Regions from separate parts of the Mus musculus genome. Here all the other regions are linked to region 1. A link is a loop called in an ENCODE intact Hi-C map of the cell type or tissue named here. Cell type or tissue: left cerebral cortex. All regions are shown on one strand. Each heading gives the region's core, and the rest is flanking DNA. Links, peaks and the distances in the headings are about the cores only.

Region 1 (10,754 bases), core at 1,126-9,125:
CCCAGTCACAAGAGTTTTCTGGCATTTCATCTTTAAGCCTTAATGTCTTGTGCTTATGTATCTTAAAATTGCCTTTTAGAAAGCCTCGTGATTTCCTTTCCAGGGCTTGGTCCTGACGTAAAGTAATACCCTCTTTATTACAAGAAAGCCTGGCTATAAAGCCATGAGATCATAAAGGCTGCCTTATGAATCAGCTGTCTCAAAAGACTCTTGGGTCATGCCAAATAAATCTCTCATCCTTGGTATCAGTAGTATAATTTTGTTAAAATGTAAGTAAAATAAGATACAGAGACTAGATGTACATACTTAGATAAGTATGAAAGTATACACTGAAAATTATGAAGATTGAAAATCCATAAAATTTTAGACATAGTTGTTTTATCTCTATTCCCAATTACCCCTAAATCATATTGATTCTTCCTTCTCTACTTTCTCCTCCTTCATAGACTCCTTACCCTGGGCCTGGCTTGCATTACTTCATCTTTTAACTGAATTTTCTGATTATAAAAATGCCATAAGAATTCATCTACATTATATATCACCTGCGCGTTGTATTTAAATACAATGTCTAAATCTATTTTTTCTGTGTCTAAATCTAATTTTTCCCTCTTTTAAATCATATTGTATTCTCTCCAGGCTTATCTTCCTAAAACATAGCCTACTATGGAAAAGTCCCCCAGTCACCTAGAAGACAAGACATCTTTGCCTGGAAGATCCTAGACAACCTAGTTCTCTTTTTCTCTCCAATTCTATTTGCTCCTGGCTTTATTGTACTGCCAGAGCCATAAAAATTTCCACAGTAACAAAAGCAATGAAAAAATGGCAATAAAATGATCCATCCATGATCTTCTCCTAAACTCAAGCCCAACTCCTTCATTTTATTATAATTTTTCCCCTGGGACAGTCAAAAGCCCTGGCTTCTGTCCCCTCCTCCCTCTGGTGGATACATTTTGATAGGTAACAAATTTTTAAAAACTTTTAATCCTTCTCCTGTTGATCTCCCTCCAGGAGATATGAATAAAGATCATGACTGAGCGAATGCCAGGGCATAAACTGTATTAAGAACTCTAGAATTGAAAGCCTGCATTCTTTAAATCAGCCCCCTGCCGTGAGAGCAGAGAGTCAACTCTTGCACTCTCTATCCAATGGCAGTGAAATCTCAAATCTGCTCTGAGGTCAGAGGTAGGGCTTCGTGAAGGCTTAGCTTGAGACGCAGATCGTTGTCCAGGTGGTTTGTGCACAGGATGCTCTAAGGAGAAGCCTAGCAGGGAAGCAGAGAAGCAGCTCAGGCACGAGGACAAGCAAAGGGGGGTTGGCTCATACGCTCACTCTGACCACACAGGGAGCCCTGGATCATCCATGGTTGCTCATGGACGGTTCTCACCTTCAGCGATATGAGCTTGATACCCATTCCCTCATACCACTGCAGGATGCCTGCAGATATAACGTCCTACTCAGCTCCTGTCACCTGAGGGTGATTCTCCCAGAAAGTGGCCACCAGATGCATTTAACAGGCAGCGTTCCTGGGTCGAGGAAGAAGATGAGAGCATTGGTGAAGCAGAGGTGACCTGAAGGGGACAACTGCAGCATCACTGTGTTTTCCAAGGGTTGCCCCGCCAGTTCTAGCACAGTTAAGTTCATACTGCAGGTTTCTTTGATCTTTCCAGGCCACTGGCTGTGTTCTGCATGGTCTCCTTAGAATAAACACCGTTTGTTCTACCCGAACTATGCACTGTTGAACACAATCTATCAGCCTGACTCATTTGCTCCCCGTGACAGCATAAAGGATCCTAACACAACACAGAACAGGCAAATACACGTAGAATGAAAGACCCCAGGAAGACTCAGGCTCTTCGTGTGCCTTATCTCCATTGATCCTCACAAAAGAAGAAACTTGCTCTGTGTGTGTCAAAGAAGCGTGCTCCGTGAGTTTAGTCTATTGGCAAAGTAATTTGTAGTTAAGTTTCTGGGCTGTTAGGGAGGCAGATACAAGTGGAGAGCAAGCAGCCTGCCCCCCCCCCCAAAACAAATGCTGTACTACCACCTTTTGCGAAAAGAAGACAAACATAATCCTATATCCCATGGAAAACAAATTAAAAACAGTATAATGAGAAAACAGGTACACGACATATTGCCACACAGTCATTTCCCTTCTCAGATTTCCCACTACACTTTCAGAGTCCTTTTCAGATTTTAAATCAAGAAGATGGAACTTGGTGAAGCAGACTAAACCACTCAAAGCGGATAGCCATTAGCCATTGCCTGTTGGGAAGCATGTTGTCTGTCCCAGCCTTCTTGTCCTCCCTGGTCCTTCTCATTCTAGTGTCCAAATGCTCATCTGGCAAAATGGTGGAGAATATGAGTGCAGCAAAGAAGCTTCAGTGAGATGCGATATTAGCAACGATAAAGAAAACTCAAAGCCAAAACTGAGCGCAAAGCATGCTGGGTGCACGGGGCAGGGCAGGGCGTGTCTCTGCTCTGTCTAGATCTGGATATACTTGCTGTAGACAGAGGGGCGAGACACCTCGGGGAAGATTTGTTCGTGCCACTCCAACCAGCGCTCTCATTGCTGTTAGAATAGGAGATAGTGTGGAGAACATTGGGAACACATATAAGCTCTCATTAACAGTGAATGACAAGCTAATTTCCTCTTCATTTGTACAATATAGACATCATGCATTTTTATGAGGTTAAATCGGGGGTTCTGAAAGTTTAGCAAACAATTCTTAAGAGAGTTCTGTATTCCCTAATAACATTTTCTTTAAAAAAAAAAAAAAAAAAAAAAAAAAGGAGGCTAAGAAAGTAGAGATAAAGATGTAGAACTTTTGTCTCTAGGCAAGTCGAGAAGAAAATGTAAAAATATTCAACATAAGAGAACACAGTGGCATCAGATGCAGACTCGGGAGGCTAGAGTGGGAGCCAAGGTTATAGTAGAGACTAGAGTGGGAGCCAAGGTTATAGTAGAGACTAGAGTGGGAGCCAAGGTTATAGTAGAGACTAGAGTGGGAGCCAAGGTTATAGTAGAGACTAGAGTGGGAGCCAAGGTTATAGTAGAGACTAGAGTGGGAGCCAAGGTTATAGTGTGCGTGAGGGAGATTTAGCAGGGGTAGATTCAGGGGGAGGGGTTGGAAGCAAACCCGGGGCCTCTCACATGTTTGGTAAGCACTCTACCACTTAGTCATATAACCAGCCCGAACACATAATTTCTTTAAAATTAAAAATAAAAAAGAAGACATTTTGCTAAACCCTGGCCACCATGTATTGGCCATCATGGGCCCAGCCTCAGTCCCTGAGCCTCTGTTTTTGGGTGACCCACCAGTTTGAGACTGGACACGACCAGACGTCACTACGACTGCTCCATTTCTCAGGTTGCCTTCCCATCCCTCCCTTGTGACACCTTGACACCATGCCAGAGCGGGTCCCAATGAGTGCTACTCCTGCTTGTAATTGTTACCAGCCCACCCAGAACACAGGCTGCCTTGTGAGATTGACTAGAACAGACTCTCAGCCCTCTGTGCACCCAGCCTGATCCTGAAATCCTGGCCCCTGGGGTGAGTCACGTGGGAGCCATCTCCACACCTGCCGTGGAGAGAGCAGATTCAGTCACCCTGGGGAACTCTTGTGGCCATTCAGATTATGACCTATATTTAGAGAGAATTAAGTGTGCTTCCTACGTGTTGCATAAGGCTGAATCTGAAAGAACAGCACATGTACTTAAACACTGAGCCACCTCTCCATCCCAAGGCAGGTGTTCTGTCACGTTCTTGTCATTCTGACCCTGAATGGGGAATGGTTTGGCATCATTCTTGAGACTCCTGTTCACTGATTGTTTTATTCATGGGTTGAGTATGAGCTTCGCTTTGGAGAGTACTTTCTTTGCTGTCTTTGGGCACACCAGAAGAGGGCACCAGATCACATTGCAGATGGTTGTGAGCCACCGTGTGGTTGCTTGAATTAAACTCAGGACCTTTGGAAGAGCAGTCGGTGCTCTTAACCACTGAGCCATCTCTCTAGCCCCAGTACTTTCTTTATAAAAGTAGCTGTCCTGTCCAGCTTTGCTAGGGGACCCTACCCCAGTCCTCCATGTACAAGTTGTCAGAACTAGGTGAGCCACCCTTTTTTTGCAAGATTCGCTTTAATCAGGGCAGGCGCAGACAGTTCCCAGGGAAAGCCTAGCATACTATTTGGAGAGAGCAGCTCTGAATCTTAGATACTGAGTCAGGGTTTTCCTGGCAGGCAGGCTCTCACCCAAGGCGCTGTTTGAAATGTGTCATACGGCTCGGAATACAATTGTGTGCATCCCACAGGCTACCTGAACGTCGCTTGTCTCTGGAGGGAGGCACCCTCCCGCTCTCAGTAGATTTCCTTGGGCTTGGGCCCATGACCTCCGTTTAACAGAACATCCCAAAATGATGTATCATCAAAGGCAGGTAACTTGAGCCAAATTAAGTTAGTTTGAAACCGGTTGCCTTCTTTTGTATGTGTGAATATATTATAAATTAAAGTGCTGTCCCGTTTAGCAAGACCTCACGCCGGGAGAGGCATAGGGGCCAGAGATTCTCAAATCAGTTTCTGTGCTTAGGGCCAGGTTCATTTGAATCCAATATAGAGAAATATTGCCCTCTAGTGGAGGCAGCTTATTGATTCATTTGCCACCTAATTGTGAAATTGTGAATTGGGAAAACTGAATTTTACTTTTTTTCCATATTATTAAAAATATTTGTCCTTAATCCTAGCACTTGGGAGGCAGAGGCAGGTGGATTTCTGAGTTCAAGGCCAGCCTGGTCTACAGAGTGAGTTCCAGGACAGCCAGAGCTACACAGAGAAACCCTGTCTCGGATGGGGGGGGGGGGGATCCATACAATGTATCTGTATTATGGTTTCCCTTCCCTCTACTGCTCCCAGTCCCCCCCCCCCCCACACACACACACCTCCCCTCCTCTTCAGGTCCCTCCCCCCTTTCTGTGCCTTGCAAAGGACCTGTAGGAAAACAAATTTAAAAAGAAAGGGAGGAAGAGGGAGGGAGGGAGGGGAGGGAGGAGAGAGGAGGAGGAGGGGGATGCCAAGACACAACATTATGAAAGTGGGAATTTCCAAAAATGCAATTGAGTTAGTTTTGCATGTCCGCTGGGTGCACAGCCTAACCTGAAGAGTAGTTTCTCCAGCGAGACTCCCTTTGAGAAACCTAATGCTTTATTTGAAGCGGTTATCAGCTGTAGATAGCTTCTGTGTTAAGGATGGGACACATCTGCCTCTTCTTTCACCTCCAGGACCCCATCGCAGCCCTGTGCAGGCCTCTGCCTCTGCGTGTTCAGATGGGTTTAGTAGGCCCTGTCTCCTTGGTGTCCTCTGTCCCCTCTAGATCTTAGGCTCTTTCTGCCTCCTCTTCCACGGGGTTTCCTGAGCTCTGAGGGGAGGGTTTGCATGAAGGGATCCCACTTAGGGCCGAGCATCCCAAGGGCCCTCACTCTCTGCACACCGTCTGGCCCTGTTCACCCAGTTCTTGAGCAGAGAGCTTTATCATCTTGGTCTACTGATGGTGGCTTTTTCAACTGCCAGGGTTCTATGCAAGAGTCTAAATCAGCTCGTTTAAATCAGCTTGTAGAGTACATCACTTGAACTCTGGGTATATGCTATGATGTTCTCCCTCCTCGGTGAGTTATTGGGGGCAGAGCAATAGACATAGTCCAGCCAAAAAATTGGAGAAAAGGGGTGTTCTGTGCTTAGCCATATGTGGTAAAGTGAATTTGCTCTCAGATAAATTGTTAAAAAGTAGAAAGCATATGTATGCACTAAGGCACTGAGCGTACAAAAAGGAGAGAGAGATGGATCTGAAGGTTTGGGTTTGGGTTTTCTTAGCAGGGGTGTTTTAGGGTTTTTTTTGTTTGTTTGTTTGTTTGTTTTTTTGTTTTTTTGTTTTTTTCTTATTGTTGGCTTAGTTTGGGCAAATTCAATTTAGGAGTTTGGTTAAAAGAGATTTTGGAAGCATATGCACAGAGGTAAGTTCATAATTATTACTTCCTCTGTCCTGAATGGAAAACCTTTGAGAGCAGCAAAGGAACAAGAGATCTTTTTGCTAAATACGTTTTTCAGTTTATTTGTTTGTTTGTTTGTTTGTTTGTTTATTCACTTTACATCCCAATCGCTGCCCCCTCCCTTTCTCCCTTCCACAATCCCTGCCCCCATCTCCCCTCCCCTTCTCTTCTGAGAAGGTGGAGCCTCCCTCCGCCCCCCAGGCTATGTTCTAAATTAAGTATTTTTTGAGCATGGGTGACTTTGAGTTTTCTAATTTAGATGTGTAGTTCTCTATATGACCTGTAGGTGGCGCACTCAAACAGCGGTCCTCCTCAAAGTAACAATAAGGCCCCTTTGCTACAGTCCCAAGGTTGGTTTTACAAAGCTAGAGTGATCCCAGTAAAGGCTGAGGAGGGCTGCCTTGGGAAACCCTTTATACACTACATCAATGCTCATCTCTCTGGAATTACTATGTTTTATTTTCGATGCCACCCAGGACTTTTATAGCCTCAGGGTGGCCGTTTGTACATAAAGTCAAATAGTATTGTCATGCAAAGAACTTCAGAATAGTAATAATGAATATAATCATGAAGACATGGCTTAAATGTAATTATGTTTTTCAAAGTCACTACCCCTCATAAAGCACTGAACTGTATAGTTTATTAAACTGAGTCGTAAGCTTCCTAGGGGTAGAGGCCCATCTGCCTAGTGTTCAGTCATGCCCATATGCTTTCCTGATCTTTTATTGCCTTGTATACACTGGACTTCCCTAAATACAGTCTCCATTCCCCGTTCTCTCTTGCCACTGACCCTCAGATAAGACGGAGCAGTAGTTCAGAAGCAGGTGGCTATAATTTCAGAACTCAGAGCTTTGCCAGGCATGGCACCAAGTTCCTAGAATCTCATGTAGAAGAAGCTGGAGGAAAGGTGCCATGGTGAGTTACAGACCAGCTGGGTTATAACAGACCTTGTCTTAAACAAAACAGGACCAAAAAGCCTCACAGCTTGTTTTAAATGCAACATTAGCTGAGATGACCTTTAGAGTAGCCATTCCCAAGCCTGTTCTAACAGGCTTGGGGAAACTTTGTAAACTTTTTCATAGTCTAAGCAGAATGTTAAGGCCTAATAGAGTTTATAGGGGGGAAAAAAAAAGATTGAATGGCGTCTGGACCAGGAATTTAGTCTCATACATCCGGAGGAACATCTGGGAGGAAGAAGAGGAGATCCATCTCACCCATGTAGACATCTGTGCAGTTTGCCTGCCCTGCTCAGGGGTTCCAAGTGTGTGGATCCAACCAAGTGTAGATCAGCATGTGTGGGGGAAGGAATGATGGCACCCGTGCCAAACATGCACAGATGTTTTTCCTGTTCCTACCCATTAAATACTACAACAGTACCCATGGCATCCACATTGTAGTAGGTGCTATATATAAACAAGCAGTGACTTGAACCATACGGAAGGATGCCTTGGGTCACATGCAGGAGCAGCACCAGCTCACTAACGGTGTGTGGTCCTCTGATGGTGCGGGCATCTGCTTGGATCTGAGATCTGATCCTTTGCAGAGACTTGGGGATGATTATACATATGGATGCACACACACACATTGCATTTAAATATATACATCAAAACCCACATGTAAAGGCATGCATGTCTAAATGTCTGCATATATACATTAATATTGATCTGTTTTTCTGTATTTAAATTATTCTTTTTATGGGCTGGAGAGATGGCTCAGAGGTTAAGAGCACTGACTGTTCTTCCAGAGATCCTGAGTTCAATTCCCAGCAACCACATGGTGGCTCACAACCATCTGTAATGGGATCCAATGCCTTCCTCTGGTGTGTCTGAAGAAGACAGCTACAGTGTGTGTTTGTGTGTGTGTGTGTGTGTGTGTGTGTGTAATTTTTTGTAAATGTTCTCTTTGGGAACTGTGGTCTCCATGATCTTGGTCCAAGTCACAGAAAGGGTCTTACAACAACAACCTAGCACTGAGAGACCCCTGGTGTGAAGACAGTAGTCACGACCAAACCAGAAGCAGAGCTCTGGAAATCAAATGACTCAGACTGTACCAATCAAAAGACTTTGGGTGATTTTTCACAAATGCGATTGATCTAGACTCCACAATACCTCAATAGCTTTTATCTGCTCCATTGCACTGGGTTCCCATAGCTGGCTTTATTACTAAAATTATTAGGAACCAGGATGCTGACTGTTTACAGACAGGGAGCTAACACAAAGATGTTAGCTGGTTTGTTTACAAAGACCCCCTAGGGATCCTGTGGGAACCCGCTTCTACTGCCGCCTTGCCACTCTGCTTTCTGGGGCCACAGAGGAACGTGAGCTCCTGAGGCCTGGTACCCTTCACCACTGCTGTGAACACAGTTCTGAGAGCATACGTTCTCTTCATGAGCATATGAGACCTCCTTTCTGTCTTTACTGAGAGGTCCCTGCTTTAAAAAGACCTTTAAACCCAGTGTGCCCTCAGCCAGAATGCTCCAGGTGAACTTAGCAAGAATTAGCAGAGTTTATTGCACAGTAAGGATAGTTGACACATAGACCAACTCCCAAGCTATGAGGTACCAGTTCTCAGCAGGGTGCAGGCCCAGTCATGAACTCAGCAATCTGACTTTTTCTCGTCACTAAAGTATTTGGCGACAAGAGTCTAAGGCCTTATTGCATTGGGGAAAGTTTAGATTTCCTGACTGAAATATCACTGCTGTCCCTAGGTTGGGAGGATAATTTTATTCCATTGTGCTTTGTTTATTCTTAGTAGATCTTGTGTGGATTGTTATCGGGATAATGCCAGGGTAATTGTTCTGCACTGAGCTAAGGGCCAACCCAAGAACATTCTCCCGGGAATAGCTTGGCTCGGATATACAGAAAGAGTGCTCTTCTTATCAAAATGATTTCTTCTTAAACGTAAAAATGAATGGGGAAAGTTTTGATGCGAGATAAAAAATAACAATAAATAAGTCGGCAGCCATCTTATGTGCTTTGAGCCTACACTTAGATGGCAAATAGATCATGCCCTTTGACCCTGTCTCTCTCTGTTTATGATAGGATGGTGCAGAGTATATGGTGTCATACTTATACTGGGAGAAGGGCATTTGATATCCTTTCTTATCTTAGCCACCAGACAGTGTAAAATACTGTTGAGCCAAGATATCAATGTTTTCACCAGCCTTAATTTACCTAAAATAAAATAATTAATCACCTGTCTAATTAATATACTTGTAGTGATTTGAATATGCATGGCCCAGGGAGTGGCACTATTAGGAGGTGTGGCCTTGTTGGAGTAGGTGTGTCACTGTGGACATGGGCTTTAAGACCCTCATCCTAGCTGCCAGGAGATCAGTATTCTACTAGCAGCCTTCAGATAAAGATGTAGAACTCTCAGCTCCTCCTGCACCATGCCTTCATGGATGCTGCCATGCTCCTGCCTTGATGATAACAGACTGAACCTCTGAACCTGTAAGCCAGCCCCAATTAAAGGTTGTCCTTATAAGAGTTGCCTTGGTCATGGTGTCTGCCCACAGCAGTAAAACCCTAAGTAAGACAATATTCTTATTAAAGAAATTTTAAAAGTATATTTAAGCAAAACTCAAATACAGCCCGTCACAGAGCCTCGTGTGTGTGATCTCAACTACTCTGGAGTCTGCGGCAGGAGGAGGGGCTCATGGCCCCAGAACTTCACACTCAGTCTGGAGAACACGGAGAGACCTGGTCTCAAATTTCAAAAAGGAAATTATTTCATAGCTAGTCTTACTGCAGGACTCACCCCTAACCCTACCTCCAGCCCTCACTCCCACCCCCATTACCAGGTGTACACACTCTGTACATAGCACCTCTGTCGTCATGGCGATGATGGCTTTGAGTGTTGCATTGGCAACAGAAGCACCAAGATTCAGGCAGCAGCAGGAACTTATTGCACCAGGCAAATCAGCAGTACTGGTGAGAAGAGAGATACTAAGCAAAGTACCCAGAACACAGAGACCCACACAGACCCCGCGTCACACTAAAGGTGTCTTGGTAACAAGAGGAGTAAGGGTATGAATGAGAAGCCAGCCAACAGTCACAGAGCAACTGTTGGGTACCACGTGCTCATCTCAATGCTCTATATTAATTACATCGACAAACTCTAGAGCGGTCTAAAGAACCACAGCTCATATTGTTGTTCCTCCTATGGGGCTGCAAACCCCTTCAGCTCCTTGGGTCCTTTCTCTAGCTCCTCCATTGGGAGCCCCATGCTTAGTTCAATGGATGGCTGTGAGCATCCACTATTGTATATGTCAGGCACAGGCAGAGCCTCTCAGGAGACAGCTATATCAGGCTCCTGTCAGCAAGCTCTTGTTGGCATTATAATAATGTCTGGTTTTGATGGTTGTTTATGGGATGGATCCCCAGGTAGGACAGTCTCTGGCTGGTCAGTTTTTCAGTCTCTGCTTCGTACTTTGTCTCTGTAACTCTTTCCATGGGTGTTTTGTTCCCCCTTCTAAGAAGGATCAAAGTATCCACACTTTGGTCTTCCCTCTTGAGTTTCATGTGTTTTACAAATTGTTTCTTGGGTAGTCCGTGCTTCTGGGCTAATATCCACTTATCAGTAAGTGCATATCATGTATGTTCTTTTGTGAATAAGTTACCTCACTCAGGATGTTATCTTCCAGAACCATCCATTTGTCTAAGAATTTCATAAAGTCATTGTTTTTAATAGCTGAGTAGTACTCCATTGTGTAAATGT
Region 2 (10,754 bases), core at 1,192-9,191, 180 kb before region 1:
TGGAATGTCATCATATTATCCCACTGTTTTAGAATATAGGTGATGTATCATATCACACTGCAGCTTAAACCATATTTTTTGCTCTATTTGCTGAATACTAATAGTACCCCAGACCATGGCGTTTCTTTTACTCCCATTGTTTTTCCAGGGTCTCACTCTATAGTCCATGCTAGCCTTAAACTCACACCAATACTCTTGCCTCTGGCTTTCAGGTGCTAGGATGGCAGGTGGGAGCCTCCATACCCAAAAAGAACCCAATGCTTTCTATTCAATAAACCAAAAAACATTCTTACACAGAGAGTACTGGTTAATTCTTGGAGTTAGAGGTCATGACACAATCAATGGAAATTTTTAGTAAGATTTTTTTTTCTGACTCGCCATCCTGTGTCATAGAGATATAGATGTTTTAAAGAGGATATTTTATCTTGAAAACATCTCTACTCATTCCTATAGACTAACAAACTCCATCATTCACTACTGTAGACAAGTCTATCTGCATCAAGGGAAGGAAGAAATATGAGAAAGAGAAAACAACAGAACTGCATCTTAGTTGGAGAAAGCATGCAGCCAGTCAGAGAAGCATAGAAGCTCATATATGGGGACACTATTAGATCATCTTGTAGTTATGTGGAAAGGCAATGCAATCGGAATGGAGATTGATGGAAGGGTTGACTACTCATATCTGTATCCCTTGGATATTCTTATAGTCCCAGTAGCTCCAGAGTGGCCTGATTAAAGGAGGTTTGAAAGAACAGCATAGAGCACGTGTTTAGATATTCCCAAGTAGCTAGTCTAAGCAACATTAGAAGGATCTGTGCAGGTCAGGATGATGGATGATCTAAGTGCTGCCTGATGAATGCCTTGGGATGGACAGAGAGCTAATACAAGAGAGTCAATGGTTTGTAAATAAATCTTTTACCAACATCTTGGATGAATCCAACCTGTGCAGTGACAGAACAGATGACAGGATGATGTGTTGGTACCAAGAGCTAGATCTAAGGAGAGTTTTGAAATAAAATTTTAATAGTGAACTCATAACAAAATGTACAGGCACTTACATCCTGTGATATTTTGTATTTTACTAAACAGAATGATTCATATATACATACATAGCAAATATGTATTTGTTTCTTAGAATATATACCTTAAATATATCAAATAACTCAAATATATAAATCTCAACAAAACCAGAAATGTTATATTATAAAATAATATTGTGATTTTTCTATATTGAAGTCTGTTTTTTGAAAGAGAAAAAAATGCAACTTAAATCTTTTCTAGCTCATATTTTGGAAATTTTTTGGTGTGCTTTTTAGTTAACTATTATACTATTTTATGAACTTAAGATGACCCCAATAACTTTCAGCCTTATTTTGATCAGCATTTATTAATTGTAAGTATTAATGAGTTGTGTGTGGTGTTTCAGCACATTCATACAGTGTGCACTAGTCAAATCCAGACCCCCTGACTCCTGTTTAATTCCTTTCTCCTGCCCATCCTTCATCTCCCATAATCATTATTCATTAGTCAGGTTCAATTTTTTTCTAAGCCTCAACATTATGTGAGTGAGCATGGGGGAATCTAGTTATCTAATTTCTGTGTCCAGCTTATTTAACTTAGTGTCCTCTGGTTCCACACATTTGCTGTGAATGACAGATTTCATCCTTTATGGCTGAACAACAGAAGTGAGCCCAATCCCTAAACAGAAGTGATACATCCCATATAGCACCAGCACAGAACCATGAGTCAGAAGACCTGAGCTCAAAGACAGCTTGGCCAATGGTTGGATACAACATGCCAGTGAAACTACTAAGCTACATGGGTTTTGGTTGTCACCTCAATTCCAAAAATAAATCAATACTCCACAAAGCTCTTGTGTAAGCACAGGGTGCTAACTTGTATTCTTTGAATTGTAGTACTTCTCTTCATGAGTGCAGAGGGTCGATGGCTCTTCCTTGATACAGCTGGAGAATATATATATATATTTTTTTTTTACTTAATGGCAAATTCACAAATTTAAACCTTATGTCTTTTATTATAATTTTCCAGGTCATTCCTTTTCATTCTCAGCCATCTTACTCTAAATATTCTTCAGCTCGCATCAGCTCTTTACGTGGAAGACTATTCTCTTTGCCTCTCATGAAAGATGCCTCTCAAACAAAAGAAGATGGTCTTTGAGATTGCTCATGAGGTTTTATAAAGGACAGGGTAAGTCTCAGTGAGGAATTGGTCACTGGTAGCTATGGATTCCACATATGATAGGAAGCCCCTGTATCTCCTTAGCTATTTCATGTCCCTTACACTGGTTACCACAACCCCCCATCCCATGTTTCTCCTCATGTAGAGCAGAGACAGAGCTAATGTGCTACCCAGGCTCAATCCATTTCTTGCTGTCTACCAATACAGCCCTGCCTGTTATACCTCTTTCTCCACCTCTTTCCACAGCCTCTACAGAGAAATCATTTATTCCATTCTTCCTTAAACTCCTGCTGACATGTTCTTCTAAGCGTAGCCTGTAGTCTTTTTTTTTTTTAGGGCATTTCTAAGGCAAGAGTCCACTACCATAAGGAATGATTCATTCTCCTGTGGAAAGTCTCTAAAATCAGAGTTTTACTGATGTTCAGGGTCAGCATCTCTTGCCCTATCTCTGACCACCTACCTAACTCAAGTGAGCAGCCTACCACTGAACACATGAGTGTGAATATGCGTGTTCTGTGAGATTACTTGTCAGAGCATTCTGGTATCAAAATTTCTAGATGGGATTAGTGTCGAGGCATATATTGCCAAAGCAGAGAGTCAGAAATATGCCAGTCTCCATGGCTGCACATAACAACAAACAATGCCTACGTTAGCAAGGAATACTTAGATTTCTGCTAGCTGTCACCGCTTACTTTTGAGTTGGCTACTGTGAAAGTTTAGACTGGGAATTCATTTGCTTAAGACAGAGATTGGCATGAAGGAAGGCTTTAAGGAATGTTATCCATCACTCTGTCCAAATAATGGAAGCCTAAATAATAAGAAACCCAGTCGATGAACCTGATTTGTCCACTTCAAGTGCTCCAAGAAGGATGTCCTAAGTGGATAGTTTCAACTCTGTATACCCAGGCTAATGTGGACGCTTACCAGAAGAGGGTGTAGAGTTAGATGGGAGAGGAGGTAGGGAGAATATGAAAAAGGAGAAACAATGATCAGAATCTATTGTAGGAAATATGTTTTAAATCAAAAATGGATAATATTATCCACGTGTATGCCATGTGTTGTGTACAGGTGTTCTTAGAGGACAGAGGAGGAGGTTAGAGTCACTGGAGTTGAAATTACTGGTGGTCATGTGCCACCCAACGTAGGTTTGGGGATACTCCTAACTGATGAGCCAGTATTCTTGCCCCCTATCTTTTTTATATTTTATTTTTTGAGTAGGAAAGTAATAATGAATATCCAGGCCCCAAAATAACAGCCCAGTTAAGGTTATTTTTACAATTCTGAACTACTCTAGTCAAAATAGAAAAAAAAAATTTTCCTGTTAAAGAGATTTTCATGTGGTTTTTCATTCAGCTACCTGTAGCCTTAGGCAAAGTACATAGCTAGCAGGCTGCTTGCTGGCAAAGTCAAAACCAATTATATTAATTGAAATTTTACATCCCCCCTCCCCCAAAGTAAAGGTTAGAATTATCTATGGAAAAGCAAGATATTCTTGGCACTGATGCAGCATGGATTCATGACTGTAGCCATATTATCTTCTTGAACACTTATGTAAGCTTGAATATTGTTTTAAAGAGGCATAAAATTAGGAAGGTGCATCTTCTGCAAGCACACTGATATTATTTCCCTCCTGACTCCATCCATGCACCAGCAGTCATAGCTAAGAAGGATTTTACTCCACTTACCTCTAAACATGGGTATACAGTGCATCTGGGAGATAAATTCAGTAGCAGTACCAGCCAGGCTGCCCACCTGTTTTGGAGCATCTCATCCAGATGACCTTTATTGGTTTTGAGCATGGTTGTTGTGTGAAGTGTTGGTCTGGGCAGTTGGGTTACTTAAAGTGAGTAAAGCCCCCCAAAAGTCTGTACTGGCTGGTTTTGTGTGTCAACTTGACAAAGGTTGGAGTTTCAGTTGGGGAAATGCCTCCATGAGATCCAGCTGTGAGACATTTTCTCAGTTGGTGATCAAGGGGGAAAGGCCCCTTGTGGGCAGTGCCATCCCTGGGCTGGTAGTCTTGGGTTCTATAAGAGAGCAAGCTGAGCAAGCCAAGGGAAGCAAGCCAGTAAGTAACATTCCTCGATGGCCTCTGTATCAGCTTCCTGACCTGCTTGCGTTCCAGTCCTGACTTCCTTTGGTGATGAACAACAATGTGGGAAGTGTAAGATGAATAAACCCTTTCCTCCCCAACTTGTTTCTTGGTCATGATGTTTTGTGCAGGAATAGAAACCCTGTCTACAACTCTGTCATTCTAGAGATTGTATCCTAGGGCCAAAGGAGTATGGATGAAAGAATATAAACTATAGAAATATAACTGCCTGTATATCAGAAAATAATATGGCAAACAGAAACAGAAAAAGAAACTCTGATGCAAGGGTCAAAGCTGCAGAAAAGATTGCAGAAAAGTCTCGGCGAAACTCTGGTCCTCAGAGGCAGAGCCCACTACAGTCACAGGCACAACCAGGGGAGCAGCAAGAGTGCTTTTTATGCTTCTATTTTTAGGACAGAGAGAATGGTGAGGTATTAAAAATACATGTCATCTTGCTCACACTCCACCTGTTAGAGTTTAATTCCTGGCCTTGTCTTCTCAGAGCTCTTGATACAAAAAATTATAAAAGAAATAGGTGGCACTGCCTGAGCACCCAGAGCCTTTGAGGCCGGTCCTAATTTCGGTTCTGTTGATTATCTGGCTTCCTATTAGCTGTCTCAGTCCTCAGGGGATGCAGGAAGAAAGCACTCAATGAGCCTCGCAGTTCAATTCAATGAGCACTTATTACTACCTCGTATTTGGCCAGCACGATTTTATTCAATTTAAGTTAATGCAAAATTTAGAGCTTCTCAAAGAGCCTGCAGTTGGCGAAATGTGTGTCACAGATAAACGAACCGTTTGAGAGAGAGAGAGGAAAAAAAAAATATATATATATATATATATATATATATATATATATATATGTGTGTGTGTGTGTGTGTGTGTGTGTGTGTGTGTGTGGCGGTGTTCAAAAAGCGGGGAAGAGGAAGGACATTATAATGTCAGGTTAGCCCAAAGCTTCTTAAGAAAAAAACAAATTTAGACCTTTGTAAGCAACTGGGTGGGCAGTGGTCTGAGTGAGGTCCATTGCCGAAGAGGCAGAAGGGAAACCTGCGAATAGAAGCAGAAGATGAACAGTCTTGAAGGGAGCTTGGCTGAGGGACATTTGGCCTTAGAGTAATTAGTCACTAGAATGGTAAGGATCTTCATCCTACCAACTTAGGTAAAGGAACTAAAAGTGCATATATTTGCACACTGTGCGAGCCTCGTTAAAGGTACAGGATTGGAGCGGAGAAGTCGAGTTAAGTTGATAAGGCTTGAGTGGCTCAGCTGTGAAAAGCTCTCCTTACTTTCCCAGAAGACCCGGGTCTTATTCCTGCGACCGCGTGGCAGTTCGCAACCATCCATAAATCCAATCCTAGCCTTTTAACAACCTCATTTGACCTCTGAGGGCAATGACACACAGGCGTGGTGGACAGACAGGCATGCAAGCAAAATACCCCAATACATTATTTTTTAAATTAATGATAAAATCTTAGGTAATTATTTCCATAAAACACCAAAGACCGTTCCTTTCCTTCGTATTACACGGGTGTACTTCCCTACCCTGTAAGTATGACCTCCCTGTTTTCAAGCACTCCAGTCAAAGACTTGAGGCTTGAATTTAGTGGAAGTACAAAGATTGGAAGAAAGAAGCCTGGGGTGAGCTCATTGGCAAGAAGGGGGCGCTCTCGGAATATCCCGTTTGCTTAAACACAGCAGGCTGTAAGTGGGAACATTTGCCCAACCAGGCCAGAACTCGCTGCTTGCCTATGCTTCACTAGGGTGGGGACATACTGGGAAACTGGTCAGCCTGCAAGCATTTAGTTGCCACAGTGAGCTGAGTCCACGCGTGATTCAAAAATGTGAGGAAGGAACCAGATGAGTGGCCCCCTCCACTTCCCTCCTTGGGTTTCTGTGGTCCTGGCCCCGCCTCTTCCCTCCCCACTCAACTCCTCCCCCCGCCCAGATTTAGGAGGAACTCTAGGACCTCAGATTTAGGAGGTCCCTAAAGCTAGCCTCCAGCCCCTCCTCCCCCTCCTCCTCCTCGTGGAGCTTGTTCCCCTCGCAGTCTCAGCTAAGACCCGGAGAGGTGGAATTTCGATTTGAAACTCCCTAGCCAGGGCCGGAGCTGGGCATGCTCAGTGCCTCGGTGTGTCTCGGCTGCTGCTAGCTGCACAGGCAGCAGAGGCGCTGCCTGGCTCGGAGGCTGGCACTAGAGTCCACCCCACTGTCACCACCGGCTGCGGGCTTCCAGAAGGCCAAACTCTCACCTCTTCTGAGCGTCTTGCCCCCATCAGCCTCGAGTCCCCATCTCCCGCAGCATCCTACTCTCGTATCTCCCCATCCCTTGCGGAGAGGAAGCAGGTGCTCGGTTCTGTAGGCACGCCACAGACTGCTCTGTGTACCCCAGCGGAGGACCCTGTCATCGGATGCCCGGGATCAAAGGACTCTTGGCAGTGGTTCTCTCAAATAGCACTTAGCCTAGAGTGGGGTTGCGGCGGAGTTTCTCCTCTGACCCTCAATGCACACACTATGAGGAGAGCGGTCGGCTTCCCTGCGCTGTGCCTGCTTCTTAATCTTCATGCTGCAGGTAAGGGCTTGCGGGGTTCAGAGCTGAAGCTAAGGAGAAGATGGGAAACAGCACACGCTAGAGGACTCCAGGGAAAGCTTGCCTGGCAGAGAAAGATTTGGGATAATGTCTGAGGGGTGAGAGAGTGCACCTGTTGGAAGGCTAGGGCTGAAAACTTAGGCTAAATTCAGCTCTCCCTTCTTTATCTTGCATGGCGAAGAGTGAACAGTTTTTAATGTGAATATAGATTTGGTCCCCCCTCCATTGAGCTTTCCTGCTTGTGCTTCTAGGCTTTGCGCTTGGTTGCACATTTTACAGGGAAAAAGAGATGAGACACCCTGCTGGATGAAGCCCTTCCTACTGCAGCGGCTACATCCATAAGATCTCCCAGTGTAGCGAGCGCTCACGGGGATGCCCTGTCTGTAACCTGACGGTCTGCATCTCCGCCCCTAAGAGCCAAATGCTCGGTTTATTCATCATGCTGCTCTAGGCTGCTTTGGCCCCTGCTCTTGTCATTCGGGTTTTCTGAACCAATAAGAGGAAGGAAAGGTTTCAAACCGGAGGCTCCTCTCTATTTCAGCACCACGGTCAGTATCCGCAGTCAGTAAAGAAAAACCCAACCACGCTGACAAGCCTGGGGGTTTTTTATCACTGTGTCCCCAGGATAGATTGGATGGGAGGCAGCGAGAGTGTAAACACATAAAAATAGATTGGACACAAGAATCACTGTGTAGTTCTAGGGATGCACAGCTGATAAAGTGCCTAGGAATTTTATATTCGGTGTCACCTGGCTCCTCTAACCCTGTGGACAGGCTCACTGGACTGCACCCTAGGTGATTTTCACACACGGGAACCAAAATAAAACATGGCAGAGAGATTTCAGGAACCCTGCCGAGACCGCAGTTGTCCATGCAGTGATCCTGTAGCAAGCACAGACCTTTTCTTTGAGTTTCTTTCACACGCATTCATTTCTCTAAGTACACCGAGTGGGAGTGTATTATGCTACTGTGAACACACACACACACACACACACACACACACACACACACACCTACAATCCTTGTTATAGTGCTCCAAAAGACTGAGTGTTTTTTTTTTCATGTATGCAATGATGGGAGTGAGATGTAGTACTTTTTTTGTCCCAGCAATTGCTATTTAAATGCATTGTGAATTTAGAAACAAACAATGTATAGGAACAATAAGGCTATAATTAAGGATGTGTGTTAATTATCATAGATACAATATTACATTGTGGGGTGTTCAGTGGTTCTCTGGTATCTTGAAAAACCAGTGGGAGAAAAAGCTATGATTTGGTCATTAAATTATTTGCAAACATTTCATTGCCACATGTAATTATTTAACGTTAAAATATATGATGATGAAAACATGAACACTGTTATTGTTTTACATCCAATACTGTTTAATGGTACAACTGAAAAAATAGCCATTGCCAAAAAAAAAGTTTTCATTGCTATCCAGTTAAGTAATTAATTATCTGATAAAATACATCAGTGAAGTTATTCTTGAAAATTATGTATAAACAAATGTTAGGGATTGTAATTAATGCATACTAAGTAGTTATAAGCTTGAAATTATAAATAGACTTCATATTAAGCATGCAGAAAACATTTCTAATTTATTATGGATGAACCCTGGGGATAAGGGAAATAGAGAGCATTTTCTCATCAGAGGTGAAACCTGGAAGTCTGCATCCCTCGATGAAGTCTGCATCCCTCGATGATGTCTGGAGGTTTGCCAAAGTGTGTATTACAAAAGTCAAAGCAAATCTATAATCTGCACTTTGCCTTCTTAACATGTAAAAAAAGATTAAAAATAAGATTATCCAGCCAAGTTTAGTTTCATAAGGCAACTGGTGATTTACTACATATTTCAGGTTTCAATTGCAGTATGCTACATATACATTAATTGTATTTGTATTTAATACAGTGCTTTGGAATGGTGTCTTGTCAAAGCAGATTACAAGTCTGGGATTGTAATTGTCTTGCCAGTTTCATTTTGGATTCATTTTTAATTTTAAACAGCAATTTGTGGGTCACAGGCTGTCATCAGATTAAAATGCATCAGAGCTACCTAATATTACTGTTTGGGCTTTTCATCAGAACTCAAATAAATGTGGCTTTCTTGACCTCTGCTCCCACAGATTTAGGTAATCAGAAAGTAAGTGGCTGGGAGAGCAGAGATCAAGAAGCCTCCAAGCCTTTTACTTGTTGAATATCTGAGCTTGTCTCTTGTAAAGAAAGCCACATTCCCAGGGCAGAGGCTGACTCTATTTTTAGAAAGGACAGTGACACCTATACACATTAGCTGCTTGGCTGAAAAGCTAATTGCTCGATATCAGTCATACCCAGGTTGCCAGCAACTACTTTATGGTGGTATCACAAATGATGGTATCTTAGGATGCTCGACAAATGGAGTAAATTAAATAATGAGATGGACTGTAAGTGTTCTCAGCTGTGCTGGGAATTGTTGCCTGGGGCATAGCCATGTCTCTAACGATAAGGCTGGAAATTACTTTCAATGTGAGTGTCATCTCCAATTACTTGGTATGGTTGCCTATGGCATGGTAACCCCAAGTTCTGGCAGTCTCAATAGGGGGCAAACTGTGATATGTTTGTCATGTCTGTGGGAAGGGCAAACAGTGCAATGCAGTTGTCATTCTTGGGTAAGGAAGGCCAACGAAGCTGCTTAGCTCATAGCTAAGAAGTTGAATGACACGTGACAGCTAATTGCCACAGATCTAAAGAAACAAATCATACTTATCGTCCAGCCAGTTGCTTAAGTTGCTTAAGGCACAAATAACAAGATGCAGTAGTGCCAACTGACAACATAGTCTGGAAGAAAAAAAAAAAACACACAGGCTCTCAGACCTATTACTATATACTACAAAAAATTCAAGTTCCCAATATAGCTAAGAGCACTAACATCCCATCCCTTCAGCCAATTTCTCCCACCTATGAAGTATTCTAAGATGCCATCGATAACGTCCTCATAAAGTAGTTGCTGGAAACGTAGGCAAAACTGATTCTAATAGAATAAGCCACCATTGTGTTAGTGGTGACAAATCCTTTTCTCCTTAGCTGTCCTTACTCTTCGAATCTTCTGGGATCCAATAGAGCAAAGAAATTCCAGTTTAAAAGCCCACTTCATAGATATCCAAGTGTTAACCAAAAGCCATGCCAATGGGAAGATTGCTTAAAGAACAACCGTGTGGAAGACTCACAGACCGCTTATTTACTTCAGTACTCATTCATTCTTTGCCCAATGAGTCATATTCCATTTGAGGAGATTATGTTAATGTGGTAGTACTTTCAATGCCAAGGAGTAAATTTTTTTGTGATATTCTCAAAAGTTATCATCTAAAAGCTAAAAAAACAAAACAAAACAAAACAAAACAAAACAAAAAACCAACGAATGTTGTGATAGTAAAGAGATTGACTTCAACCCATGCACTGGAAAAGGTGACTTCAGATTGCCATCCTGTCCTTCCTGTTGTCCTGTCTGAATGACATACATTTCTTCAGGGTATGTCTCAAAGGTGTTCCTCTATTCTCCAAGAATTATATAGCACACCTCTTCAGTCTCCCAAAGGGACAGAGTGCCTTTCATGGAGCCATAAGGATATAGGAAGTCATTTGCAGAAATTATATGCTCAAGAAAAAGAGCAATCTAGCATAAAAAGCATTGTGTTTTCAGATTATATCATATCCTTTGGTTGTCCAATCTCAAAGATTAGTCAAACCAAACAGCCCTTAAAACATGCAAGGTCTACAATATTCTATTTCTCTCCTTTCTTTCTTATATACCTCCACCACTTTCCTCTTTAAACTTATCTCTGCTCATATTAGTCTGTCTGTTCCTAGAAGGATCTTGCATAAGTTTTTCTTTACCAAGGAA
Region 3 (10,754 bases), core at 1,050-9,049, 760 kb before region 1:
TTGAAGATACCTGTAGAATAGTAGTTTAGCACATTGTGATCCCGGAACAATTGTCATAACAGGCATTCTATAAATATCTGCTGAATGTCCTTGTTAGGAGGATTTAATTGGCCAACCTTTGTAGCTTGCTGTACACTCTGTTATAGAGCGCGTTTGGGGTACCATACACTTTGAGTGCTTTGTTCATTTTCCTGAATGTACTTTACAGGCTACTTCAACATGAATGGGAAGAAAGCAATGTTCAGATTCTGAAACTCCAAGCCAAGATGTTTACATATAATATCCCAACATGCCTGGCCACCTGGAAAATGTAATGCAACAATCATGTACATGTTTTATAGCTATGCTTTTATTTGTAAGGGTTGCTCCAGACAGGTAAATCTGAAATAGCATCTTATCTCCCCTCCAATAGACAGACCTAGTATAGAGTTGTTTTGGGTACTTGATGTGGTTTAATACCTAGAGTGAGTAATTGCTCATTAATAGCTGCTTCTGAGGGCTATAATAATAGTAGTAGTAGTAGTAGTAGTAGTAGTAGTAGTATTTTTAATGAGGAAGAACATTTAGATAACAATATTATTAAACAAATAAGTGTGTATAGCACTTTAGGACCATCTTTAAATTGTAGGGTTTTCCCTGTTATAGTCTGGTTTCTTTCCTATTTTAAAGGTGTAGTGCCAGGCCTGGTTTACTAGTTTTGAGTTTGTTTTGTTTTTTTTCCCCCCTCCCATGAATCTTACTCATGTTCACACACTGGTCTGCTTTATTCCTGTAAAGTTGATAAAAATTGTTGAATTTTTCTTTTCACTATAGGTTACACTCCTTGGAAGTTTAGCCTGTTACTTTCAGGAAGTTTTGTATTCAGATTCCCACAATCAGTATTCTGCCAGTGCTGTGTTTCATTTTGTTTGAAGATATATAAATTTTCCCCCTTTTCTATATTCCTTTTTTCCCTTAGAGCCATTGCTGCTGAGATTGCTCTAAAGGGACAAAGAGAGGTAAGTGGTTTGTAATTGGATTATCAGATGGGCTACTTTCTCCTTTTAGCTATTCTGCCCCTTGTGTTGGCCTCTCACTTTAAAAGGATTAGAGATAGAAAGAAGTTAACCTTCCAAAAACTCTATTTGAAATCTCTAAAGCCCAAGAGAGCCATGTTTGACTTGAGTTCTAGTGTATTGTAAAGTTCTGCCTTGAAGCAGTCAGGCTTTTAAATGTGCATCATGTTTCCTGACAGAGTGTGTGTCTGTCTGTCTTATAGGTCCACCGTTTATATCAGAGAGCCTTACAGAAGTTACCTCTTTGTGCATCACTATGGAAAGATGTAATGCTTTTTATCTTTTATTTTATCTTGATGTTTTCCTATAAATTTTCTGCATGTGCCATATCCATTGATGTGGTAAATGCTCAAAACCTCGCTCTCTCTTACTTCTATGCTTCCCTGTCTTTTACAGCAACTCTTGTTTGAAGCATCAGAAGGAGGTAAAACTGATAACCTGAGAAAACTAGTTTCCAAGTGCCAAGAGATTGGAGTCAGCCTAAATGAGCTCTTAAATTTAAACAGTAACAAAACAGAAAGCAAGAATCTCTGAACACTGGGTGCAGTCAGTTCTAAGCCTTTATAATAATTGCCAAAATTATTTGAATGATTCTTCAAGATTAGGCTGATCCCTGGCTAAGGTCTGTGTAAGGCAGACAAGCATTATTGATCATATCAAGTTTCCTACAATATCCTATCCGTAAAACCGGAAGCAATGAACATGAATGACACTCTTGGAATGGATAAATGAACTTCCTGTTTGGCCTGCTTCTGGGCCCTGCCAGATTCTCTAACATCATGTACGTAAGTATAGCTCCTCAAAGCGACTGACGTTTATTTTAATTTTACTTTGTTTTTGGTTTCATTTTTTACTTTCCCTACCTTTATGTTGTGCTATCCTGGTCCACTTGACACTCTCTGATGCCTGAGAGATTCTTGTTTGGGATTTAGTTTCCAGGGCCGTGTTTACAGTAAAATAGCAGGCAGTCCTTTTAGTTCCTCCTCTAAGTCTCTGAGATTCTTCATTTCAGGGTTTTAAACATAAGCAGTCCATCTTAAGGAAAGTGTAACTGCCGCGGCCACAAGTCTGCTAGTTGCACTTGAATGTTCTAGCAGGGTTGTTGACTGCCCTTTCTACGTTCTGGACTCCTTGCTGAGACTGTTTAACTTGAAGATTAAAGAAACTATTGCAAATGCCAGTGCATCAGAACCTAAGAGTGGTCAAATATTATGTGCAATTTTTTTTGTAAAGAAATTTTAATTTATAATAAAGTTTAACAGTTTAAAGAACAGTTAATAGTGGGACTGTTTTGTGTTCACTACTTTGAAGTATTAAGTGGTTGTCGTGCAAAATATTTTTAATATAAGTTTTTAATAATGGTCCTCTTTGTTCACGTCTCGGGTGGGTAAGGGTTGAAGTAGGAGCTAGGGGTTCTTCCCCTGATACCATCGCTTTCTTCTGCAACTCCTTCCCCGGTCAAAACAGCAACAAAACAAATGACTTTAATTGGTGAGCACAGGCCTTCTCTTTTGAGAACAGTGAGCAGATAGGTTTACATTAAGCACTGACTGTGTTCTCAAAAACAGGGTTAATGTCACCAAGTTGCAGTTTGAGTTATCTACCCAGAGACATGCTGGCTTCTGTTACTACATAGGCCATGGAAAGAGAACCGGCTTCTTTTTTTTTTTTTTTTTATGGAGTTGTTTGTGCCTTGCTAGGATAGTTATGACTGAACAATGCAGTAAATGTGGCCTCACATCCAGCTGCGTGCGGCCTGACCGTGGAGAGCAGAGAAGCAGCTCCAACACACCAGGCACGTTGGTACGTCCTTAGTTTGTGCGGTGCCTACTCACCAGAAAACTGTAGTTTGAAGACTGTGTGCCTACAAGGTGACGCATAATTTGCTAGTTTATACTGTCTGGCTATGTCAAGAATGGAACTCATTTGTCTAGTGTCCTTCATTTAACCAAAAATCAAAATAGTGGCTTTGGATTTTTTCTATAACCAAGAAAATGTTGTTAGAAGATACAAATCCCAGAGGGCTATCCTTCCATTGTGTGTATTTAAGTGTTTATCATTGAGAGGATTGCCTGTTGTGATTATTTGAAAATTATGCTTATGTGCTTACACTTAAATTATTTCAGGATACTCAGCAGTTATTTTGCAGGCTGAGTGAAGCTAATAACCTAAGTGTGGTCCCCAGAGCCCATGTAACAGTGGAAGGAGAGAGCACAGGCTGTCTTCTGCCTTACACACATGCAGTAGTGGGCGGGCGCCTTCCTCCATCACCATAGATAAGTTTTTCCCATCAGTTTCTCCATAGTTTCACACTTGTAATAGTAATTGAAATGTCACAGCTTTTTAGAAGTCAAGTTTTAAGCTTTAAATTCTTTTCCTTAGGTTTAATTCTGTGTGTATGGGTGTTTTGTCCCCTATATGTGGGCACATATGTGCATACATAAACATATATGCCTGTGTGCAGTGTACATGCAGTACCCTCAAAGGGTGTTAGATGTGGAACTAGAGATATGGTTATGAAATGCCAAGTGGGTACTAGAAATCAAAACTGACAGGGAGGGCTCTTAATTGCTGATCCACCTCTCCAGCCCCCATATTTTTTTTTATTTTTATTTTGTGTTAGTGGTTTCATCCACAATAGCTATTTTCCACACACACCACATCCACAGAGGCTGCACACAGATGTACATTGTAACAACCTCAGGGTTTACAGTTCAGATGCCATATAGGAATGGCTGCTTTTTTCTTGATCAGTTGTCAGATTGCTGAACCATAAAGGTATCTAATAATTGACTCTTTTCTTCCCTGGTTTTAAATCACTGTGTAGCCCAGACTGGCCTGGCACTCCCTATATATGATCAAGCTAGCCTCACACTTGAGGCAGTCCTTCCACGGCTACCTCTCACACCTGTGCTGTGATCACAGGTGTGTGCTCCCTGTCCCTCCTGATGATGGCTTATGTTGGCCTTTCTCCTGTCATTCACAAACCCTCTTTAGCAGTTACATAAAAATAGCAAACACTTTCAAAGTAAGGCTCCTGTTCTTTCAGCTTTCAGTTTCTTTCCTTTTATAAAGTGCTTCCAACAATAACTTAATAAAATTTTGGGTTAAAATTGGAATGGCTAACATGCTCTATGATAAAGTCTTTAGATAGACTTTAGATAAAGTCTTTAAAACAAAAGAGGGGTGGGGTGAGGGAAGAGTATCAGTGAGAACGTGGCCTCCTGCATCCTCTTTCTTGTTTGGAGACAGACACAAAAGGCGTTTTATGCTGTAGGGCTTTATCTATGATAAAGGAAATGAAGTCGTAGATTACACTGAATTTTTACGTGTTTTTCCTCATTTTAGAGAATAGCCTAATATTTGTATTTGTCTTTTAACGGAAAGTGGACCTTGTAACGTTTTTCTCACTGGATTATCTAGGGCGGTTGCTTTCAATGAAAGGCATATAAACCACATCATAAAGTAAGCAGGGATCTCCAGGTGCAGCATCTAAGCGGTAGAGGCGCTCTGCGGACAAGCAGAAGGTGATTGAGACTGACAGCAATTACAGAGGGGCTTTATTGGAGATTGCAGTTCAAATATTGATTTAGGGCCGTGGAAGGGTAGGTGCATGGAGGGGAGATCCATCCATGCAGGGCCACTTTTTTGCTTTACGTCTACTTTTATGCTTTTGTGTTAACTGAATGAAGGAGAAAATGGGAAGATACAGTCTTAGTCACCTTTAATATTTGAGAATTATGCTTTCAAATAACCTTATTCTCTTTCTGTTCTCTGTTCTCTCTCACCAGCTCTCTTTCTACCCTCCCACATGCCACCCACTTGTCCACTCGCAAGCATCCTTCATTTCTGCATTTCACCATGGGGATGGGGCAGTGAGCAGTCCTCTTGGGCGTGCTGCCCATCCCTTCTGTCCATCATTTCTCTCTCTCTCTCTCTCTCTCTCTCTCTCACACACACACACACACACACACACACCACAGTAATGGCTACACACACACACACACACACACACACACAGAGTAATGGCTACACACACACACACACACACACACACACACACACACACACCACAGACATGGCTACACACACACACCACAGTCATGGCTACACACACACACACACACACACACCACAGTCATGGCTACACACACACACACACACACACACACACACACACACACACTATAATGGCTACACACACACACACACCACACTCATGGCTACACACACACACACACACACCACAGTCATGGCTACACCCACACACATTTATACACACACACACACACAGTAATGGGTACACAGACACACACACACACACACAGTAGTGGCTACACACACACACACACACCACAGTCATGGCTACACACACACACCACAGTCATGGCTACACACACACACACACACACACACACACACCCCACAGTCATGGCTACACACACACACACACACACCACAGTCATGGCTACACACACACACACACACACACACACACACCCCACAGTCATGGCTACACACACACACACACACACACACACACACAGTAATGGCTACACACACACACACACACACACACACCACAGTCATGGCTACACACACACACACACTCACACACACACACACCACAGTCATGGCTAGTACTCCTGTACACTGTTCTGCTGTCGACAAGAAATGTGAAGAGACTTTTAAGTGCTTGTTTTTCACAGGTATTAGAATAGATCTCCATGGTCCTCGCAAGAAGGATGCTGTAAGACCTTTTTCAGCATTTTCTCAAAACAGAATTGGGCATATTTTCTTTACAGATCTGTTTATGCTCTGTGTTAAGAGATGAATAAAAGGGTTCCCATACATTCCAACCAAAACAGAGAACAGTATGCTAAGGAGACACCCTCCCAGCAGCTCTGAACTTGATTTGGAAAAGGCCCTCTGGGTTTAGTCAGTATTACAGCTCATGGAGGATGACTAATGAAAACTGGTGTTACTAGGCCAGTAAAGCCTGTGTTGTAAAAGGGTTACATGTCTCTGGAAACATAAACATAAAAAACCAAACCAAACCAACCTGCGATCCATATAGTGCTGTGCTGCTCTCAGGAGGCCGAGGCAGGAGGGTTGTAGGTTCCAGACCATCCGGGATGCATTGTAAGGGCTGTCTCAAAGAGAAGTAACATCCAAAACAGCTTCCTTTGTTTAAATTAATTTTCCACTTGTTAAACATGACAAATAAGACTGGGAATGCTAGAAAGGTCCTCCTGGCGTGCCTTCTGCCTAGAAACTCCACACGAATCTGACTAGAGCCTCGGTAGGGCGAGTGCGACTGGGACCAGCTCTCCTCCTTGCTTTACCCCCCAGCCCCTAATGTGTTGTATAAGTAAAGATGCTAGTTTTGTAATTTCTTAGTACATAAAGCACACAAAGCACGATTTGAATTCCCTGAAAGCCACACATTTATTTTCCATTGAATCTTAGGAGTGACCGTTATTTATCTATGTGGAAGAACTGCCCAGCCTTGTCTTCATTGCTTTTAAATGACTTTTTCATATGACATTTTAGCTCAGTAGCAGGAATACCTGCAGTCAATTGGAAGTTAAATCCAGAGAAAACTGTGAGGCCAGTGTGGCTACAGTGAGTGCTGGGGGTGGGGGGGTGCTCCAAAGACAAAAGGTACAAAATATATAAAAATATACCTCAAGGAACATCTCTAATGAGTTAAGTAAAAAGCTTAATCCAAATATAAAAATTTTCACAGTCATCTTTAAAGAGTCTATACTTCATTTTCCCTTCTAAGTTGGTAATTGGAAAACGTCAAGGCTGATTATCAGGTCAGCTGAACAAAGGTGGCTCTCCACTGCTTGGTCCATTAAACAAGCTGAGTCATGTCCATAGTCTTACCTTGTGAAGATGAAGGCCACAGCTTGGAGTTGCTGAGTGATGGATTACTGTCAGTCTGTCTACATTAGTGGAGATAATCAGGGCATCTGCTGCTAATGCCAAACACCCTCAACTTGGCAAATCATATAGCACATTTAAGGTTTAAGACACTGCCTGGGGAGGGAGTTGGCACTGTATGCTGGCTCAGATGGAGATCCAGAGAAAGCTTGAGGGAACTGAAGGTGTGGAAGCAGTGGAGAAGCTCCTGTCTCGGGGAACCTCAGTGTTAGAGCTGCCATCGGTCAGCGCTGCAGTGACAGCGACTCGAGTGCTGCTTGTTTCTTTATCACACTCATGTCTATAATGTGTGAAAAAGTGTCTACTTACATTAGGGGTGTTCGACATCCACAATGGACGCTATCTTTAAAACACATCTAAACCATAAATAGTATTTTGAATGAGCGGCGACACTATAAAATAACTGTTTGTTTCCCATGAGCATAGTTTCGTTACTCTCACCCAAACATTGCTCAGGTGTGATTGAGTTGCTCTGAGAAATATATCAGAGACCTTGGGGTGTGGGGTACAGCTCAGTGTAGGACGCTTGCCCAGCTTATTTGAAACCCTGGGTTTTATCTCGGCATTGCAAAACTGCAGCTAGGAACCTGCCTGTGCGTGCCATGGTTTCTAACGTGCAAACATCTATTAGTGATGCTTTTTTTTCCCACTTACTTATTCATTCATTCACTGCACATCCCAATCTCTGCTCTCCTCCCCTCCCCTCCCCAGTCCCTTACACAGCTCCCAGCTCCTTATGTGGTCTCCCAACTGGAGCAGGGGCTGTCCGTAAAGCTGTTGACCTGAAGTTTCATCTAAATGCCCATTGTGATGACTAGATTGGTTTCTGTGGTATAATAAAGGATTAAGACCTCTCAATAATGAATTAAGGGTAGCCAACCAAACCATTTTACACTTTTTATTGGCTTTGCCTATGAAAGGCTTGGCAAATTGACCAATTTAAGCTTATCATAAAATGACCTCATCAGGCAAGAAGCTTATATATAGTTTGTATTGAAGGCACACTTAGGAAAAATATCCCCCCCCCCTACAAATTATGACTTCGGCTGTGTCAAACTGGCCTGAAACTGTTCCCAGTGAACTACTAAATATGGTTGGCATGTCTTGTACATGGGTCAGTGGCAAAAAGGCTTCATAATGCCAGAGAGCTGGAGGGGCCTGCTTCTGCTCTCCTTGTTCCATCCTGTGTGAACTCTATTCTCAAAGATTTACCAGATATGGTTGCTATGGTCTTATACATGGGTACACAGCCAAAGGCTGAAATGGGGAATGAAATTAAAGCTTGTGATCCATTCAAGCACCATGAGGCACTACTAGTCCCAACCAAGCTGGGACTTACCTTCCAGGTCCAGAGAGCACTTGACAAAGGTGGGTCTGCTAAACTGCACATCACTGGGAAAATTTGATCCTGATGATTCTAAACTGCTTCCCCTGGCCATCCTATTCTTTTCATTTGACTTAGCAGATTAGAAATCCTGGGGAAGTACAACAAACCTATTTTAAGAACGCTTCCCAGAAGTTTGACACCACTTCCATGTTTTTTCCTGTTACTCAGAAAAAATAAACAAAAAAACCCCACTGGACCACTTCTGTGGGGGGCTGCAGCCCCCCCCCCCTTAAAGGTGCTATGAAGACCACAAAAATGAAAGTAGGAAGAGTACATGCTTGGAGTCCCTACATACCACTGTTACCATGTCACCTTTGAGTAAACAGACTGCAGGGTGACACAAGTGATACTAGCTCTAACAACAGTGAATCACTTAGAACTCTTCTGTTGACAATTTTCTACAATTCTTTAACTTGAAACAACAAAGGTGAAAAGAACACTTGTGGGTTTACCCTGTTCCATATCACAACCCATTTCAATACTGTAATCCCCATTTTACAGCTTGCAAATTGAGTAACAAATTAAATAATCCAAATCACAAGGATAGCACACGAGGAACCTAAGAAAATGACTTTGAATATGCTCCTTTGCATAAAGTCTCCTGTGAACTTGGTCCACCGAGACCCTTGAAGAAATTGAGAAAATTTTTCTTCTTAGCAAGCTAGTGGGCAGTCTAGAATTCTAGTAGCTGCCCCAATACAACAGTGTTAGAGCCTTCTGGGAGAAGAGGAATTGAGAGGTGACACAATTCATGGTGACACTTGAGTTCTCAACCTGAAACACCTACCTTGTTTTTCTTTGTTCTTTTCACACTGCATCCCTTTGATTGAGTCTCTGTGATTCGGTATGGCTTCTGAAAACACAATGGATTAACTTCATTTCGCTAAACAGTTGTGGGACAGCCTGAAGAAAGTAACAGACTGACCGAGGACAGAAAATGGAATATGTACTCACAGCTACACAAAGTGTTTGAAGTAAAAACTACATTGAACTTGGGAACTATGTAAGGGTGGGAAACAAGAGTACTTATTTAGATATGTGAGAGGCCAGGGCTAGAAAGGTACAAACAACGCTTTCATATCGTTCAAGTTCTCTTTAGCTGTCCTTGGATGCCAAGCCTGACTGTGTGACCTTAAGAGATGTGGGGTGGATTTGCTTAAAACTCCAATAGAGGAAGGAAGACCTAAAGACCAAGTAGACAGTGTATTAAGATTTAGTTTGCTGGGCTGGGCATGGTGGTACAGCTTAAATCCCAGCATAGAGGTAGGCAGATCTCTCGAATTTGAGGCCAGTTGGTCTACATGGAGAGAGAGTTCCAGGCCAGCTACATAGTGAGAACCCATCTCAAATAATTATTCTTAAGACTAGAGTGCGGCCTGACAGCCAACGCCCAGGGGCTGCTCTTTGAAAAGTGTTGGAGTGTTTACAGAAACGTGTCTAGGGCTCGCCACCACTATTTCCCAGGCAAGTGATCTTTGGCAAGGTTGACCCCTCTTTCTTCTTTGCCTCCAAAACAAACGTGATAATGAGGTCCATCTTGCAGGCTGTGTCCTAATGAAATGAGGTATCATACATAAAGCAGCTGACACATGAGATCAAACTCACATAATAGCTGTTATGATGGGCTGCCTGTCCTAGACAAACATGCCTGAGGTATATTCAATTAAACAACTACTCAGGATAGAAAGCTGTTCTTCATTCTCTACACTTCTCATCGGATAGATCTGCGTTTGGGTCTTGATCCAGGCTTCTCCAGAATGATCCATTTGGGCACTGGGATAGACCTTTGGCTTATATGGGTTAAAACACTTCCTCCCTTGAACATTTAAACTTATTCTTTACATTTATGTGTGTATATTTAAGCATGTATGCATTTGAATGGAACCCAGACAATTGTGTGTTACCCTCCGAAACACGATTTCCAGGCATCAGACAGTACACACAGAATAACCAACCCATCCAGGGCCCAGGACTTTAAGAAACTTGATTGTTTGTAAAGCTTTTGGCATTTTGTTTATCTGTGATGGGTTCTCACTGAGAAGATCAAACTACCCTCTAATTCAAAGCAATCCTCCTTCCTCAGCCTCCTCAATGCTGAGCTTACAGATGAGAACCATTATGCTCCTTTCTGCTTTTATTTCTTTTCTTTTTTTCTTTTTCTTTTCTTTTTTTTTTTTTTTTTTTTTTTTTTGCCATGTTACTACTTCGTTTTTCTCAGCGTGGTAACATTTAGTCTCCTTCCCCAAACGTCAACAGATGCAGTTTTGCTTCCTGCGTGGTAGTGACAGTCAATATTCAATTCGAACTCTTCTGCTTCCACTCTCGTCCCATCACGATCCTAGTGAGGGAACTCTCGGGAGTGA

What was found. Hi-C counts contacts between places; a loop is a spot of excess contacts. Peaks named below come from ENCODE experiments on the same cell type or tissue, not always from the same donor. Only the 100,000 strongest peaks of a DNase experiment are listed, where the experiment ranks them.
Region 2: it touches region 1 in a loop (9-fold over the local background); 6 of 42 quality-filtered maps call a loop at or near these places.
Region 3: it touches region 1 in a loop (3-fold over the local background); 3 of 42 quality-filtered maps call a loop at or near these places.

Annotation. Positions count from the first base shown.
Region 1 is chr10:116,192,903-116,203,656 of GRCm38, forward strand. The region is part of intron 6 of Ptprr (protein tyrosine phosphatase, receptor type, R); the gene reads left to right. Among named protein-coding and RNA genes, the nearest start is that of Taf7l2, 84 kb to the left of the region's middle. In left cerebral cortex, for the core only: CTCF peaks have their summits at 3,901 (motif pointing right), 4,622 (motif pointing left) and 6,335 (motif pointing right); DNase peaks (open chromatin) are centred at 3,949, 4,252, 4,560 and 6,315.
Region 2 is chr10:116,011,953-116,022,706 of GRCm38, forward strand. It overlaps Ptprr (protein tyrosine phosphatase, receptor type, R), which reads left to right and starts at 6,411. Exons shown (of 14, transcript NM_011217.2): 1 at 6,411-6,860. The coding sequence starts at 6,803. In left cerebral cortex, for the core only: CTCF peaks have their summits at 5,936 (motif pointing right) and 6,136; DNase peaks (open chromatin) are centred at 6,006, 6,369, 7,300 and 7,747; H3K4me3 peaks cover 2,447 bases; H3K27ac peaks cover 1,868 bases.
Region 3 is chr10:115,430,445-115,441,198 of GRCm38, forward strand. It overlaps Zfc3h1 (zinc finger, C3H1-type containing), which reads left to right. Exons shown (of 35, transcript NM_001033261.2): 32 at 209-310; 33 at 959-998; 34 at 1,259-1,321; 35 at 1,452-2,327. The coding sequence ends at 1,589. Among named protein-coding and RNA genes, the nearest start is that of Zfc3h1, 51 kb to the left of the region's middle. In left cerebral cortex, for the core only: no CTCF peak of the experiment used is centred there; DNase peaks (open chromatin) are centred at 4,899 and 7,058.